2 separate regions of the Homo sapiens genome follow, and region 1 is linked to region 2. A link is a loop called in an ENCODE intact Hi-C map of the cell type or tissue named here. Cell type or tissue: PC-9. All regions are shown on one strand. Each heading gives the region's core, and the rest is flanking DNA. Links, peaks and the distances in the headings are about the cores only.

Region 1 (8,215 bases), core at 1-2,500, 63 kb before region 2:
TAGGGGGCTGTGCTTAAAAGTCAGGGGACTCCTAGGTCAACTAGTCTGCCTGGGACACCAGTGGACCAGAATGGAGACTGGTCTTGACATGGCCTGGACCCATTTCCCCATCCCCAACCAATCCAGGGAACATCCGAGTGATTGCTCGTGTCCGGCCAGTCACCAAAGAGGATGGGGAAGGACCTGAGGCCACCAATGCTGTGACTTTCGATGCCGACGACGACTCCATCATCCACCTGCTGCACAAGGGCAAGCCTGTGTCCTTCGAGCTGGACAAGGTCTTCTCCCCACAGGCCTCGCAGCAGGACGTGAGTGTGGCCCCATGCGGGAAAGGGAAAGCAAGGGAGAGAGGGAAAGATGGACTCACAGGGAGCGGGGGCGCTGGGCAGGAAGAAGCGTTAAGAGTGGGGGGTGCAGGAATCAGAAGTGGGGAGCCAGGGTCCTGCTCCTTCCTCTGGAGGACAGAAGAGGGTGGGAAGTTAAGACTGAAGCCCTTGAAAGCCTCCTTAGGAAGGAGAGATCCAGACACAGCCCATCCCCTCCCATGGCTGTGGTTCCTCCCGTCCCCAAGGCCCCTTCTACCGTGTGGCCCCGCCCACCCTTGAGGCCCTTCCCACTATCGTAACTCATTCCATTCTCTCAGCTGTGGCTCCTCCCACCATGTGGCCCCTCCTATATCCACAGCCCCTTCCACCACATGGCCTCACCCACAGCCCCTCCCACCACCATGGCTTTGGGTCCTCCCATTCAGGTGGCCCCTTCCACTGCATGGCCCTGCCCACTCCCAAGGCCCCTCCTACCATCACAGCCCATCCCACCCTCATGCTGTGGCTCCTCCCATCTGCATGGCCCCACCCACCCTCAGGCCCCTCCCATCTTCCCACCATGTGGCCTCACCCACTTTCAGGCCCCTCCCACCATCACAGCCCCTCCCACCCCCATGGCCACCCACATGGCCCCATCCATCTTCATGACCCTGCCCATCTTCCCCATCCGGGAATACCCTCCTGTATCAGTCCCCTGGGCCTTCCTAGGAATCCCCCAACCCCCTGAGGCTGTATGAGAACCATGTGTTCTCAGTGTCCACTCTTCCCTTATCTCTGCCCAGACCAACCTGCCAGCCCTGCCAGGCCTGTGCCCTCCTGTTCTCATGTCTGGTTCTATCTTTGCCCCCATCCTCTGATGGCTGGCAGGCAGGCCCAGGCCAGAGAGGCCCCAGGCATGTGCTGGCCTCCACCTTCCTTGTGCTGAGCACTCTTTGAGAGAGAGCAGGAGGAGCTGGGGGAAGGGCAGCAGGCACTGGCCTGTCTTCCCTGCAGTCTTTGGGCGGCCCGGTTGCCCACTACTGTCTAATGTATGACTCATGAGTCACGAATCATTGTGAGCTGAGTGACTGCAGTAACACGTGATGTGGTGTTGCTGAAGGACAGCATGGTTGGGGAGGTGGCTGGACTTGTAGCTGGTGGTCCCAGCGGCCCTGGAAGCCCCCCCACCAGCCTCCCTCCCACCACCCTCCCAGGTGTTCCAGGAGGTGCAGGCCCTGGTCACCTCTTGCATTGATGGCTTCAATGTCTGCATCTTTGCGTACGGCCAGACGGGCGCCGGCAAGACGTACACGATGGAGGTGGGTGCTGCCCAATGGGGTGGGGGTTCACAGTGAAGCATGAAGGGAATGCGGGCTCCCTCATTGGTCTTGGGGTATTGTGCAGTGTGTGTTTTGCCTCATTTGGTCCTCACAACCCAGGAGCAGAGGCTGTAGTTATCTGTGTTAGCCCTGAGGCACCAGGCCTTAAGAGGGGGCCCCCTTGCCCAAGGGCACCCACAATGGGCCCAGCAGGACTGGGAGAGAGGCAAGGGGGGACTATCATCACAGGGATCTCGGCTTGGGGACAGAGTCTGGGGCAGGCCACCGACCTCTCTCAGGACCAGGGCTGCATTTCACCTTGAGTGTGCACTGCACACTCCTGCTTTACCGCTGCCTTGGGCCGGGCCTGGGGGATCTGGGATGAGTGGCGGGTCTCAGTCCTCAAGGAGATCCCAGGGCAAGACTGGCATATGAAGGCTGTTGTGGGGAGCCCAGCTCTTGCCGGTGGTCCCTGGGGCCAGGCCAAGGCTTCCTCTCCCTGCTCGTCACCGGCACCCTCCCAGGTGTGGTGGAGCAGGTGGCAGGCCAGGGAGAGGGGCGTTGAGACTAGGAAGGATCTTGACTGTGGGCAGAGGGCAGTGGAAAGCTAGCCCTGGCTCTGAGGGGTGCTGTGGGATTGATTCCCTAGGTCAGGAGGAGGCCAGGTGGTGTGGCGTCTGGACAGGGGAAGGGGCTAGCCAGGCCTGCTGGGCGGCCCTCTTATTTCCCATCTGGACTCTGCTGTTCCCTCGATTCTGGGACTGGTGAGACTAGTTAGTGGGGGCAGGCCAGGCCAGGCAGGAGGAGGAAGGGGATGTGTGCGGCATCCTCTGGGCTCCCCGCTCTGCTTTGGGATTGCTTAGTGTTGAGGTGACCACCAGGAACATCAGAGCGTTCATCCTCAAGTGTATCTGCTGATGCATAAGGTGTATCAGGCATCGTGCCAGGCACAGCTGTGACCCAAACAGTCCCTGCCCCCACAGAGGGCCCTCCCCACAGGGCCAACCTGGCTGTGGGGAGACAGCAGGGTCTACACAAATCAGCAAGTGTCCTGTCAGGCCAGGGAGAAAAATAAAGCCAGGAATGCGGAACTGACTAGGGGGAGGGACAGGGCATTTGGGGGTGCTGGGCGAAGGAGCAGCCTCCCTGAGGGGGCATCTTGGGAGCAGCCTCCCTGAGGGAGATGACGGAGCCGGCCAAGGGGCGGTCAGAGGAGTACCCGGGGCAGAGGGAGCTGCAGGGCTGAGGCCAAGAGGCCAGAGCATGCCAGGGGCACCTGAGGCCCAGCCAGGAGGCCCCTGTGGCCGGAATAGAGAGTGAGTGAGAGGTGCTATCAGAAGAGGGGTGAGGGCCAGGCTCCCAGGGCCTCGAGGTCCCGGGTGGGGACTCCAGGTTTCCTTCTAGAAAGGCCGGCCCACCCGTCCTTCCCCAGGACACTGGCCCGCTCCTCCTTGTGCCTCCTCTCTACCACCCACAGAGCCCAGGTCTCAGCCTCCCTGAGACTGAGCGCCTTTCTGGGCAGTGGCGGGGTCATTCATTTCCAGTGCCCCTCCCAGGTGGCCCCACAGGGCCAGGCATGCATCTGGCCCTCAGCTGCCCTGTGTGGGGTCTGGGCCAGGCCCCTCATCCCAGTGCTGCACTATAAGTCTCAGGGTAGTCCTGGCAGGGCGATGCCATTTTAATGGTGGGGAAATAGAGGTGCAGTTGCCCGCAGCTGGTGGAGGGCATTTTGGGGGACAGTGGCAGGTAGGTAAGAGCTTTGGGCAAGGAGGCTTGCTTGTGAGGGGTAGTCAAGGGGCTTTGGGGACAGACACCACACGAGCGTCTTTGGGGACAGGCCTGGCTTACTGGGGCCTTTCCTTCTGTCCCCAGGGGACCGCTGAGAACCCAGGTATCAACCAGCGGGCCCTGCAGCTGCTCTTCTCCGAGGTGCAGGAGAAGGCGTCTGACTGGGAGTACACCATCACCGTCAGCGCTGCGGAGATCTACAATGAGGTCCTCAGGTGGGAGCCCCAGGGTGTGCGGAGCAGGCCTCAGGGGCAGCTTTGGGGTCCTCCGGGGTGGTGCTGGAACGAGGTCCTCAGGTGGGACCCCCAGTATGTGGGGAGCAGGCCTCAGGGGCAGCTTTGGGATCCTCAGGGGTGGTGCTGGAGCAATGGGGGATAGGAAGTGGGGTCTTCCTGAAGGGAGTGTAGGGACCAGATGAGGCCGTCAAGGTGAAGGGAGTGTAGGGACCAGATGAGGCCGTCAAGGGACCTGGCTGCAAGTCCTGACTCAGCCCAGTGGGTTGGATGGTTCTGGGGGGAGGAGGGGCTCTCTCTGAGACCCAGGCAATCCTTGCCCCTACCTGTGGGCTACACCAGGTGGCCATGGGTGAGAGTGGGCAGCTAGGGGCCCTGCCAACAGGGGCTCATTGTATTGTGGAGTGAGATCTCCACGTCTTCAGCTGAATGCGGTGGAGGAGCTGGAGGAGGAGAGATGCACTCAGCTGATGGCTGGAGAAGGCTTCCTGGGTTGGGGGAACATTCCTGGCTGGGGGGCTGGGTGCAGTGCAAACAGCAGCTGGAAATGGGAGGAGGGGGTGACTGTCTCACCTGCCCCTCCAGGGACCTGCTAGGGAAAGAGCCTCAGGAAAAACTGGAGATCCGGCTGTGCCCAGACGGCAGTGGGCAGCTGTATGTACCAGGGCTGACTGAGTTCCAAGTGCAGAGCGTGGACGACATCAACAAGGTGTGGAGGCGGGAGCCCCTGACCACAGCCACACTGCTCTAGAGGACACAACTGGGTTTGAATGTAGGCTCTGCTGTGTCCTAAGCACGCACCCTTGGGCAAGTCCGCACGCCTCTCTGAGCCTCAGTTTCCTCATCTAAACTGCGGAGGGTGGTGCCACTCCTCATGGGTGCTTGGGGCCAGGTGACTCTGAGGACCCCATTCTCAACGCTGTGCCTCTGCCCTCCTCCCAATCCCCCAGGTGTTTGAGTTTGGCCACACTAATCGCACGACCGAGTTCACCAACCTGAACGAGCACAGCTCCCGCTCGCACGCGCTGCTCATCGTGACGGTGCGAGGCGTGGACTGCAGCACAGGCCTCCGCACCACGGGTGAGAGTGGCAGGCAGCCTGGCCTGAGGATCCCCACAACCCCAAGGGGCAGGGCAGGCCTGATCTGGTGGGTGCCTTCCCTGCAGGGAAGCTGAACCTGGTGGACTTGGCTGGCTCGGAGCGCGTGGGCAAGTCGGGGGCCGAGGGCAGCCGCCTGCGGGAGGCGCAGCACATCAACAAGTCGCTGTCGGCTCTGGGGGACGTCATTGCTGCCCTGCGCTCCCGCCAGGGCCACGTGCCCTTCCGCAACTCCAAGCTCACCTACCTGCTGCAGGATTCGCTTAGTGGTGACAGCAAGACCCTCATGGTGGTACAGGTGAGGACCTTGGGTTAGGGCGGGCCAGTCCCTAGCATGTAGGGGCTACGCTAGCAGTGAGACCCAGTCACCCCAGGCTGTGCAAATGGACCTCCCCGCCCCTAGACCTGGCCACACACACCCTGTGTAACTCCCAGTCCCTCCTCTCCACCTTTGACCACAGCACCTCTGCCATGTTGCCTGCCCTCCCACCCCATCCCTCAGGCCTCTCCAGGAAGCCTTCTGACGGCCCCAGCTGTGAGCTCCCTCTCGTGACCCTGTTGCCCCTCCAGCTGGCCCGGGTGGGCAGTGAGCTCTCGTGTCCCCTAGGTGTCCCCCGTGGAGAAGAACACTAGCGAGACGCTCTATTCCCTCAAGTTTGCTGAGAGGGTGCGCTCTGTGGAGCTGGGGCCTGGGCTACGCAGGGCAGAGCTTGGGTCCTGGTCAAGCCAGGAGCATCTAGAGGTACGGGGACTGTCACAGGCCTGGCTCAGGTGGCCCTGGGTCAGAGACTTTGGGTCATGGCAGGAGCAGGGAGCTGGGCGGGGACGTCCTGAAGCAGTGGGGGCAGGGAAGCTGCCGGAGTTGGGTGGAGCTACGGCTGGAACCCACAGCCAGCAGCCTCTTCAGTACAGGTATTTCTTCTTGGCCTCGGAGGTTCCTGTGGGGTGACGAGCTGGCCGTGGGGGTGGCACATAGTAGATGCTCAGTGGTAACTAGTTGACTTCTTTACATGAATTATCTCATTTAATTCTTGCCATAACTGAGGCTGGGGCACAAACATCATGCCCATTTTGCAGATGAGGAAACTGGGTGTTAGGAGGCAGGGCAGGGGAGTAGAGAGAAGCACAGCAGGGTGGGGAGCCAGGGCAGCCGTGGCCCCCGCCCATCCGCCCTTCCCTGCTCACAGTGGGAGCCGGCTTGTCAGACGCCACAGCCCTCGGCACGGGCCCACTCAGCCCCCAGCTCTGGGACCAGTAGCCGCCCTGGATCCATCCGGAGGAAGCTGCAGCCCTCGGGTGAGCCTGGAGTGGCAGTGTGGGTGGGGAGTCTCCCCAGGGTAATAGTCACCAGGCTGCCCTTACCTGGATGGGCTTTCTCTTTTCTTTCCTTTTTAAAAAGTTCTTACACCTTCTCCAGAACCTGTTTTACAACCTCCCCTGCCCCCAGGCAGTAGTCAGGGCAGACAGTGCTGTGTCCGTTCTGCAGGTGGGAAATGGAAGGTCTGTGGGAAGGGGGCAGTGTAAGGAGACCCCAGCCTCTCAGCCGGGGGTGCTGACTCTACCCTGGGACCCTGCTCTCTGAGCATGGGCTGGCTGAGCCTGTGCAGTAAGCCCCCTCCAGAGCAGCCCCTGCAGCCCCCTCCCTGTGCCTCAGCTGCCCCGGGGGTAGAAAGGGCCGGGCTTGCCTACCTCCTAGGTGAGGAGTGAGCCCCGCCACAGGACCGGGACCCAGGGCTCCAGCCCCTGTTTAGCCCAGATCATGGGAGGGCCTGGCCCATCCTTGAGTCCAAAGGGGTAGCAGCAGCAGGGTCTTGTGGGGTACTGGCCCAAGGCAAGCCCACCAGTGAGACGCCTGTCACTTTGATTTCAGCCTGACGGCTGGGGCTGCAGAGTCTCTAGGTGAGTGTGGGGCCTGTGGCCCAGGGCTGCCCGCCTGCCTGCCCGCAGTGGGTTGCAGGGCTGCGCTGGGACGTTCTGCTGTTCAGAGCTGGGTCTAGCCCCTGCTGTCGCTTGTCTATGTGCTTTTGCTGGGTTCCCTCCTGCTCTCGGTGGCAACTGCTGTGGGCTGCCGGTGGGCAAGTGGACAAGAGGCTGATGATCTCATGCCCCTGCAGGGAAGTCGCGGCCACTGCCTGTGTGACGGATGTGACCCCGCTGGGCCTGAAGCTGGGCCCTCACTGGCCTGTCCCTGCTGCAGCGCCAGGACCCCCGGAGGTAGAGGCGAGAGTGGAGGCTCTTCTTCTGCCCCGTCTCCCCTCAAAGATGAGAAACATGTTCAGAAGGAAACGGTGTCTCTCGGCTGTGGCTCTGAGTGCAAATTGCATGGGCGGAAAGGCGGGGGTGGCTGCTCTTCCTGGCAGGCCTGGGCCATCAGCGAACTGGGCCCCGTGAGGAGGGCGGGAGTGTGGAGGAGGGTGGGCCTCTCACCCAGGCTTTCTCGGCCCCTCTCCTCAGCTTGCAGAGCTGGCCAGCCCCCTCCTTAGGGGGTGGGCGAGGAGCCTCTGGGCAGACCCAAGAACCATGGGGACTGGGGTGGGTTGGTGGCACCAATGGCAGCCCTCCCCGCCCCTCTCCTTCAAGGAGGGTTCCCGCAGCTGGGGGGTGTGCGGAGGCGCATGGCCTCCCGCCACGGGGCCGTGCTGTGTTTATGGCTGGCAGAGGCAGCCAGCGGGTGGGGGATTCTGCTGCTCGCTCACCTGCCTGGCTCGCTGGTCTCTCGAATTTTCTTCCCTCTGAAATCCTATTTAAGAACTTTTGGAAGCTTAGCCATTTTTACTTATTAAAATAAAAGAAGCCTTTTTACACAAGTATGGTCTGAAAAAGTTGGTCTGTGAGCCCCTCTTGGTCTGATTAGGGGGACGGGGCACTGGCAGGTCTTGTGGACTCCCCCGCTGGCTGGTCACCCCACAGCCCTCTGGGATCTGTCCTCTAGGTCAGTTAGGGACATGCGTCCTTAACAAACAACTGGGGGGAGCCTGCGCTGTCCCACCCTGGGTCACTTTCTCTGTTGTTTGTGGTCACAGTCGCCTCATGCGGTACCTACCATGTGCCCACGATAACTGACCTCCCAACAGGGGCATTCCTCCATGTTACTGATGGGAAGGAAACTAAGGCTGGAGAGAGCTTCAAAGGCTATCAAAGCCTTGCCCAAACCATGCTGGGCTTCCAGGTTACTGCTGGGCACCACCCACTGCCCACTCTTTGCCCTGGCCTTTTCCCTCTTCAGTGAACTGGCCAGAGGTCCACGCCACCTTCCTCCAGTGCCGAGGACCCTGACCACCCCGGGGCGGGGCTGTACCTGGTCCCTGCCTTGGGAGCAGGAGGGGGCCCACCTGTCGCAGTGCCCACGGAGCAGGGAGCCCTTTCCCGCCAGCCAGTGCTGGGGACTCCAGCAGGGAGTGACAGCTGATCGGAGCCCTGCTCAGAGGAAGGGGCAGGTGCCCTTCTAGTCCTGCCCCTGGAGGCATCCTGG
Region 2 (9,072 bases), core at 6,573-9,072:
GGTGCCCACCACCACACTTGGCTATTTTTTGTATTTTTAGTAGAGACGGGGTTTCACCATGTTGGCCAGGCTGGTCTTGAATTCCTGACTTCAAATGATCCACCCTCCTCAGCCTCCCAAAGTGCTGGGATTACAGGTGTGAGCCCCCACACTCAGCCAAAAATCAATTGCATTAAATAAAACCACAGTGCAATACCATTACATGTCCACTACAATAGCTAAAATGGAAAAGAAAGTATCCAGTATTGGCAAGGATGTGGATGGAGCTCTGAGAACCCTCATACATTGCTGGTGGGAGTGTAAATGGATGCAATCACTTGAGAAATCGGGCAGTATCTACTAAAACTGAGTATGTGCCCACCCTGTGACTCAGCGATTCCACCCCTCAGTAGTTACCCAACAGAAATGTGTGTATGTGTTCACTGAAATATATGTATACAAATATTCATGGCGGCATTATTCAAAATAGTCCCAAACTGGACACAGTCTCAATGTGCAACTGTAGAAAGGACAAATAAGTTCTGGTGTATTCAAATAATGGAAAGTAATAAAAAATGAAAATGAACAAACCACACAAAAAACCACAATGAATTTCATAAACATAATGAGTGAAGGAATCCAAGAGTAAGAGTATTGAATCACTGTGTGATTCAACTGATGTAAACTCCAAAAACAGATGAAACTAATGGATGTCGTTAGAAGTCAAGATAGTGCTTAACTCTGGGGACGATGGTAGGGTTGGTGGCCAGGAGGAGACATGAGGGGGCTTCTAATGGTCCTGGCTACACAGGTGTGTTCAGTGTGTGATAATTCAATGGTATGTACACTTAGGATTGTGACCTCCTCTGTACCCTCTTGTAGGCGCGTGTGTGTACCAGTGCCACATACGTGAGTTAAAAATACATTTGGAGGAAGATAGTAATTGTGCAAAGGGACTTTGTGGGGTTTGGGCAATATTCTATTTCTTGGTCTGGGTGTAGGAAACCAAGGTGTGTTAAATTTGTGGGATTTCACTGAACTGTATGTATGCATGGGATGAGTGTACTTTTCTGCATGTAGGTTACACTTCAATATAGAGTTTTTAAAAAATGCATTCAAACAATCCACACTTTAGAAGGATACACAAATCAGGAGAGACAATAATCGTATCAGAATGGTTATTCATGGGCAAGGGAGTGGGCCATGGAGACGCAGCTATGGAGAAGGTTCAAAGCCCTCGTGGCCTGGTGTCTCGCTCTCCCCAAGGTCTGGCTGCCATTGCTTCCCTCTATTCCTATCACCTGCACTGTGCCTGCCACACCCACCCAGCTCCCCCTCCCTAGGCACCTTGCAGCAGTTCCAGCAATCCTGCATGTTGATCCAGTAGTTCTTGTGGTTCCACAGGCTTTCGATGCCCAGGAAGTGCTCATCCTGGGTGCTGTAGCTATGTCCTGTGAATGGGTCGATGAAGAAGTTCTCAGGCACCTCGCGCTTCCCCGATAGCACAAGGACCCAGGAGTGCACCCGCAGGCCGTGCAGGGCATCCGGCTTTGCCTTCTCCGCTTCCTGCCAAGGAAAGGTGGGTGACTACGAGTCAGATGGCTGGAAGAGGAGTGTCAGGGGCCCAGACATCTCCCTGGGGCTGGGGAACCAGCAGGAGAGCTGAGTTCTGATGTAGACTGCACCATCAACCGGAGTGTGACGGCCCATCTCCCCTCCCATCACCCAACCACTGAGCCCATTTGTAAAATCAAAACAATGGGAGAGTCTGACTAGATCTGTGGTTTACAAATCGGACTCTTTGGGGCACTGGGCATCTGGGGGTTACCGGCTTTATATGTTATGACTTTGGGTGAGGTTTCATCCACAGAAAGGAAATGGGAGACCAAGTACCTTTCTTATCTGCCTCCCTCTGAGAGAACTGTGACTGTCTTGTTGTTCATTGTTATGTATAAATAGGTCTGGACCAGAAAAGAAGCTCAAGGAATACTCTATGGAAGGAAAGGAAAGAAGGGAGTGGGGAAAGAGGATTGGAGGAAGGATAGGAGTGTGGAGTTGGAAGAAGAGATGGGAGATGGGTAGGAGGATGGCTGGCAGGATGGATGAGAGGACTGATGGCAGGAAAAATGGATAGGAGGATGCATGGGAGGAGAGAGGGGAGGATGGATGGATGGGAGGATGGGTGGATGGGAGGATGGATGGATGGGAGGATGGGTGGATGGGAGGATGGATGGATGGGAGGATGAGTGAGACAATGGATGGATGGGAGAACAGTGGGTAGGAGGGTGGATGGATGGGAGGATGGACGGATGGGAGGATGGGTTGGAGGAGAAATGGAAGGAAGGATGGATGGATCGGAGGATGGTGAGAGGATGGATGGGAGAATGGATGGGAGGATGGACGGATGGGGGGGTGGGTGGGAGGATGGACGGATGGGAGGATGGGTGGATGGGAGGATGGATGGATGGGAGGATGGGAGGATGGGTGGATGGGTGGATGGGAGGGTGGGAGGATGGATGGATGGAAGCATGGATGAGAGGACGGATGGATGGGAGGATGGATGGATGGGAGGAGAAATGGGAGGATGGATGGATGGGAGGATGAGTGGGACAATGGATGGATGGGAGAACAGTGGGTAGGAGGGTGGATGGATGGGAGGATGGACAGATGGGAGGATGGGTTGGAGGAGAAATGGAAGGAAGGATGGCTGGATCAGAGGATGGTGGGAGGATGGATGGGAGAATGGATGGGAGGATGGATAGTTGGGAGGATGGACGGATGGGAGGGTGGGTGGGAGGATGGATGGATGGGAGGATGGGTGGATGGGAGGATAGATGGATGAGAGGATGGGAGGATGGGTGGATGGGAAGATGGGTGGATGGGAAGATGGGAGAATGGATGGATGGAAGCATGGATGAGAGGATGGATGGATGGGAGGATGGATGGATGGGAGGCAAAATGGGAGGATGGATGGATGGGAGGATGGGTGGATGGGAGGATGGATGGATGGGAGGATGGTGGGAGGATGGATGGATGGGAGGATGGTGGGAGGATGGATGGATGGAAGGATGGATGGGAGGATGGATGGATGAGAGGATGGATGGGAGAATGGATGGATGGATGGGAGGATGAGTGGGATGATGGATGGATGGGAGAATAAGTGGGTAGGAGGGTGGATAGATGGGAGGATGGATGGATGGGAGGATGGATGGGAGGAGAAATGGGAGGATGGATGGATGGGAGGATGGATGGATGGGAGGATGGATGGGAGGAGAGATCAGAGGGTGGATGGGAGGATGGATGGATGGGAGGATGATGGATGGGAGGATAAATGGGAGGATGGATGGATGGATGGGAAGATGGATGGATGGGAGGATGGGTGGGAGGATGGATGGATGGAAGGATGGATGGGAGGAGAGATGGGAGAATGGATGGTTGGGAGGATGGATGGATGGGAGGTGGGTGGGAGGACAGATGGATGGGAGGATGGGTGGATGGGAGGATGGATGGATGGAAGGTTGGGTAGGAGGATGGATGGATGGGAGATGGACAGATGGGAGGATGAATGGGAGGAGAGATCAGAGGATGGATGGGAGGATGGATGGATGGATGGATTGGCGAATGGGAGGATGGATGGGAGGGGAGATGGGAGGATGGATGGGAGGAGAGATGGGAGGATGAATGGATGGGAGGGTGTATGCAGGTATATCCCCAGTAAGAGTCTAGAGCAAAGAGGACACCAGAGCTGCCTAGCATAGAATGGGCTGCCCCAGGCAGTACAGTGCCCTGATGTTAGGAGTCCATCATGAGAAGCTGGCTGACCACCAGTGGGAGATTCCTGCAGGGCCAGGTAGAGGTTGGGGGTGATTGTGAGGTGGACCTAGTTGGGGGGTCCATACACACATCCCCTCCATGACCTATGCCTCTTTTCCCATCCCTAGCAGTCCTTTCTCGATAGCTGAGCCCAGGGGATTCAGGGCTGAGGACCCACCATGAGGCGCTCCTCCTCCTCCCTCAGCCGCTTCTTCTCCTGGGCTCTGATCTCCTGCTGCTTCTTCACCTCTTGCTCCTGCTCAAACCTGCTGCACAGGTCCCTGGGGGGTTTGATGGTATACTTCTTAGGCAGCACCTTTTCCTCCTTCTTGATGGTCTGTCACCCAAAAGAAGAGGAAGGGTCAGTGGCCCTGCATCCCCCCTTTACATGTGCAACTCCAAGAGGTGAGACCCGCCCAGCCAGTCCCTCAGACCGGGGGATGGCAGCTACTCCTGTAGCCTGTGGCCTTTCTGGCTCTAAATGCAGCTCCAGCTCCATGACCTTGGGAGGTCCTCTCACTTCTCTGAATCTCAGGTTCATGGTGTGAGAATAATAGGAACTTTCTCCCCAGCCTCTTTCTGAGAAGTAAAGACAGAAAAAATGCCCGAGGGAGGTACCTGTCAGGGCCAGGAGCTCAGGAGGTGTGGCTTTCTCCTCTTCAATCCTCACCACCCATCCTAGCCATGACCTGGGTCTGATCCAGAAGTGGGGAGAATTGTCAGGAGTTGGATTTTTCAGATCTTGTCATCGGAGGGCCTCATATGTTGACTTTAACAGTTTGCTGGGCCAGGAAGGAGAAGAAACCGTGTGTGTGTGTGTGTGTGTGTGTGTGTGTACGCTTGCGTGTCTACAAATGTGTGCTAAGTGGCAAGAAGTATTCCCAGGAAAGAGCACTGCAGAGGCTGCAGAGGTGGGCCTGTGATAGTCATGAAGGAGAAATAGTGAATCTCCAGCGTTTCAAGTTCCCTGAGTCTCCATTTTCCTGCTGTGTGACTTTGGCCACATTATGTTACCTTTTGATTTCATCAACATACTCATCTGTAACATAAAAGTGACAATATCTACCACACTGGGCCATCGTGGGGAGCAACAAGCACAATGGACATGAAAGCGGATTTTAAACCCGAAAGTTCTCTGCATCTGTTTGTTATTGATATAATGTTAATCATTAAGCTTTTGGCTGAGCTGAGAGCTGAGATGCCCGGGTGGGAGCTCAGAGGCTTTTTTTTTTTTTTTTTTTTTTTGGAGCCAGAGTATCCCTCTGTTGCCCAGGCTGGAGTGCAATGGTGCGATCTCAGCTCACTGCAACCTCCACCTTGCAGGTTCAAGCGATTCTCCTGGCTCAGCCTCCCGAGTAGCTGGGTTTACAGGCATGCACCACCACACCCAGCTAATTTTTATATTTTTAGTAGAGACGGGGTTTTGCCATGTTGGCCAGGCTGGTCTGGAACTCCTGCGCTCAAGTGGTCCACTTGCCTCAGCCTCCCAAAATGCTGAGATTACAGCCTCCCAAAATGAGCCACCGTGCCCAGCCAGAGGCTTTTGAAGCCAAAAGCCATGGCGGAGCTCGTGCTCCATCTTCTCTTGGGGAGGTGGGCCTGAGAGAGCAAGGCTCTTCTTGTGCTTCCCCTTCTGTCTCGCCCTTCTCCCACCAGAGCACCCACCCTGGGGTCCCTGGGTGCTCACCCAGGTATAACCCAGGTACACAGTGATCCTGCTGGATGCCTCAGGTCCCTGGATCCCCATCTCCAAGCTGCGGACACCCACAGGAGCCTGACCCTGATCCCAGAGTCCTGGAATTAATCCACCTCATGAAGAGCATTTTCTGTCTGTAGCATGACTATTTTCTAAATGTAAAGAGATGCATTTGTGATTCTGATATTCATTCCAGAGTATTTCTTGTGTCTGTAGCAGCCTGTGGTCCTTATGGAGATCTTAATGAGCAGATCTAAAAACACAGCCACCAGCCACTGAACAGTTGGTGATTTTTTTTTTTTTTTTTTTTTTTTTTGCTATTAAAAAGGGGCCTTGAGGGCCAGGCACGGTGGCTCAGGCCTATAATCCCAGCACTTTGGAAGGCTGAGGCGGGAGGATTGCTTGAGTCCAGGAGTTCACGACCAGCCTGGACAACATAGTGAGAACCTATAAAAAACAAACAAAATTAGCTGGCCGTGGTGGTACTCGCCTGTAGTCTCAGCTACTTGGGAGGCTGAGGCAGGAGGACGGCTTGAGTCCAGGAGGTTGAGGTTGCAGTGGGCCGAGATCATGCCACTGCACTCCAGCTTGAGTGACAGAGTGGAAGAGACCCTGTCTCAAAAAAAAAGCAGGCTTTTTACCTCGGGAGTGTGGGACTGAGAACCAAATGTCTGTTCACTTGTCTGTTATTTTTTATTTCTTTTATTTATTTTTTGAGATGGAGTCTTGCTCTGTCACCCAGGCTGGAGTGCAATGGCGCAATCTCAGTTCACTGCAGCCTTTGCCTCCCGGGTTTCAAGTGATTCTCCTGTCTCAGCCTCCTGAGTAACTGGGACTACAGGCACATGCCACCATGCGTGGCTAATTTTTTTGTATTTTTGATAGAGACAGGGTTTCGCCATGTTGGCCAGGCTGGTCTCGAACTCCTGACCTCAAGTGATTTGCTCGCCTTGGACTCCCAAAGTGCTGGGATTACAGGCATGAGCCACCGCACCTGGCCTATTTTCTTATATAAAAATGGCTGGCTGGATTTTTATCAAATGCATAGGGTAAATTTGGAATCGTTTGACTTAAGATATAAGCTATGTGGCATTCATAAAATTTACCAAGCAGGGAGCATAGTAGCTGAAAACTGAGTTACAACAGACAGAGAAGAACAGCCAGCTTGGAAAACTGGGCTGGATGTGTTAAGACACCGAGGACATAAATCACTGGTGGTTTGAAATATGAACTCCAGGGCAGCGGAAGGGCTGGTGGTGAGGGATCTGTGTCCGCGTGGCCAGGGCTGGGGATGAGGCGGCAGTGATGGACGTCTCTAAGGATGGCACGACAGCACCGGGAATGTTCATCCTTTGGGAAACCCGGGCAGCTCAAGCCCGACCATACCTCCTTGGGCTTCACAGTGAGTGGGCACACCTCCCGCGTCAGGTCCATGTGGCACAGGTCCAGCGAGCCGTAGCCGTTGACGCAGTAAGCATCATAGCCAGAGCCGATAAGCATGGAGCAGAGCAGCGTACTGAAGTCAAAGCAGTTCCCCTTCTGGTACTTGAGCACAGTGGTCGAGGAGTACAGGTGCGAGGGCTGGTCACAGTGGGACGGTCAGCACAGCTGGGGCCCCGCTGCCCCAGCCTGTCCTCCCCACCGGTCACAGCCCACCACCTGTCAGGGTGGGGAGCCAGGACCAATGCACAGGCTGGACCTGCTTTGGGCCCCTAACCCTTGTGGGGTCAGGGAGCCTGCTAAGAATGGAATGACAACCAGACACCATGCCATTCACATTTGCCTGTCATTTGAAGGGGCTATGGACTTCCTGATAGGGGGAAACCTTCTGGACTGTAGGAGTGTCTGATCTAATGCCCTCTGACTGGTAAGTTTACTGTTTTGCTCCAATGCTCCCCCTTCCTTCGATACCCACCTTTCCTCCTCCTCCCTTTATCAGTTCTCCACTGTTGACCTTGCCCTTTCTTCCTCCCTCCCTCTATTCTGAAGGAGAAGCTGACGAATTTGGTCAGAAGCCCAAAGATGGGGTTAGGGCCACGGGCAGCCGGGCCTCCCCTCTCTCTTTCCTGTACCGCTTGAAGCCATGGCAGGGAAGCTCTGAATGCAAAGGAGAAAAGAGGTGGGAACCAGAAGCCCAGGCTTGCTGTGTGTCCTCAGGCAAGTGGCTGTCTCTCTCTAGGCCTGTTTGCCCTTAGGGGCCCTGAGAGGCTGTACCCTGAGCCTGGCTGAGCTTCCTTTTCCCAGACCGTGCCTGACATCCCATTGAAGGAAATCATGTACACAGTGATCCGTTTCCAAGGCAAAGTGCCTTGAATAGGCTTAGGTCAGCAAACTACAAAAACCCCAGGATATACTAGGCCCCTGCTTGAATAGCCAATGCCTGTTTGTCAGCCTTCTCCTTCCTCCCCCTTACCTACCGCCTTAGTTGCCCTCACTCAAACCAAAAAAGTTTAGCCTAAGATAAAAGTTTACTAGTCTGCAAAATAGCTCGCTTTGTCTGTTCTTATCAGCCTGCCCAGCTACTCAGGTCATAAGTCAAATACTTAAAGAGCCCCTGAGCTAACTAGGATTGCAATGCATTGTGGGTTGCAATAAAATGCTGCAAAACAACCCTAGAAAAAACACCTAAAGCCCCTGCCTAACAATCAATAGGCGATGTCTGGGAAGATTGTGACCCCATAGTACTCAGCCTGTGAGGAACCAGGGGAGGGACCTGCGCACTAGGGGATAAACTGCTTGTTAAAACTATGCTGGGTGTGTCTGCCTATCAGACACCCAATCTTGCAAGACCATCATTAAAAGTCTCACTTTCGCTGTTCTCCAGGTCTCTAAGTCCATTCTTTTTTTTTTTTTTTTTTTTGAGAGAGTTTTTTGAGAGTTTTGCTCTTATCACTCAGGCTAGAGTGCAGTGGTGCCATCTTGGCTCACTGCAACTTCCGCTTCCCAGGTTCAAGCGATTCTCCTGCCTCAGCCTCCCCAGTAGCTAGGATTACAGGCATGTGCCACCACGCCCTGCTAATTTTTGTATTTTTAGTAGAGACGGGGTTTCGCCATGTTGGTCAGGCTGGTCTCAAACTCCTGACCTTGTGATCTGCCCGCCTTGGCCTCCCAAAATGCTGGGATTACAGGCATGAGCTACCACGCCCGGCCTCTAAGTCCATTCTTTGGGTTTGGATGGGTGAGTTTGTTTCTCACACCATCTTAGTCCTGGTGGGCTCAGGCATGCAGCCTGTGAGTGGTGCTTACCGGCTTGAGAGGGTCAGGCAGGGGCACCATGGTGAGGAAGTCGGAGACAAACTGGGCACAGCTGTCCCAGTTGTAGAGCTCGGGGTAGGGCATCAGTGTGGGCCGGAGGGTTGTGCTCACGAACTTCTGCAAGGAGAGAGATGGTGCCAGTGGGGTCAAGGCAATAAGAACTTGTGAGATCAAGCTTGGGGCCTTCCTTGAATCCACAGGGGGACCCTAGAGGCCTGAGCAAATGCAGGAGGCCAGGCCCACATGACCTGGGGTGGCAGAGCAGCCCTTGGCTGGGAAGGTGATGCCCAGATCTGGCACATGGCAGCCATCAGTGGCGCAGTGGCAAT

Evidence for each region. A loop is a pair of places that touch in the nucleus more often than their neighbours do. Peaks named below come from ENCODE experiments on the same cell type or tissue, not always from the same donor. Only the 100,000 strongest peaks of a DNase experiment are listed, where the experiment ranks them.
Region 1: it touches region 2 in a loop (15-fold over the local background); 2 of 110 quality-filtered maps call a loop at or near these places.

The regions. Positions count from the first base shown.
Region 1 is chr16:57,757,552-57,765,766 of GRCh38, reverse strand. KIFC3 (kinesin family member C3) reads left to right here. Exons shown (of 20, transcript NM_001130100.2): 11 at 127-308; 12 at 1,520-1,624; 13 at 3,497-3,627; 14 at 4,231-4,354; 15 at 4,596-4,725; 16 at 4,812-5,041; 17 at 5,351-5,485; 18 at 5,931-6,039; 19 at 6,614-6,642; 20 at 6,858-7,550. The coding sequence ends at 6,618. Among named protein-coding and RNA genes, the nearest start is that of MIR6772, 11 kb to the left of the region's middle. RefSeq lists an enhancer at 8,139-8,215. In PC-9, for the core only: no CTCF peak of the experiment used is centred there; DNase peaks (open chromatin) are centred at 762 and 1,316; H3K27ac peaks cover 545 bases.
Region 2 is chr16:57,699,933-57,709,004 of GRCh38, reverse strand. DRC7 (dynein regulatory complex subunit 7) reads right to left here. Exons shown (of 19, transcript NM_001289162.2): 5 at 8,735-8,860; 6 at 6,875-7,069; 7 at 3,971-4,129; 8 at 1,327-1,545. Among named protein-coding and RNA genes, the nearest start is that of DRC7, 9.7 kb to the right of the region's middle. In PC-9, for the core only: no CTCF peak of the experiment used is centred there; no DNase peak of the experiment used is centred there.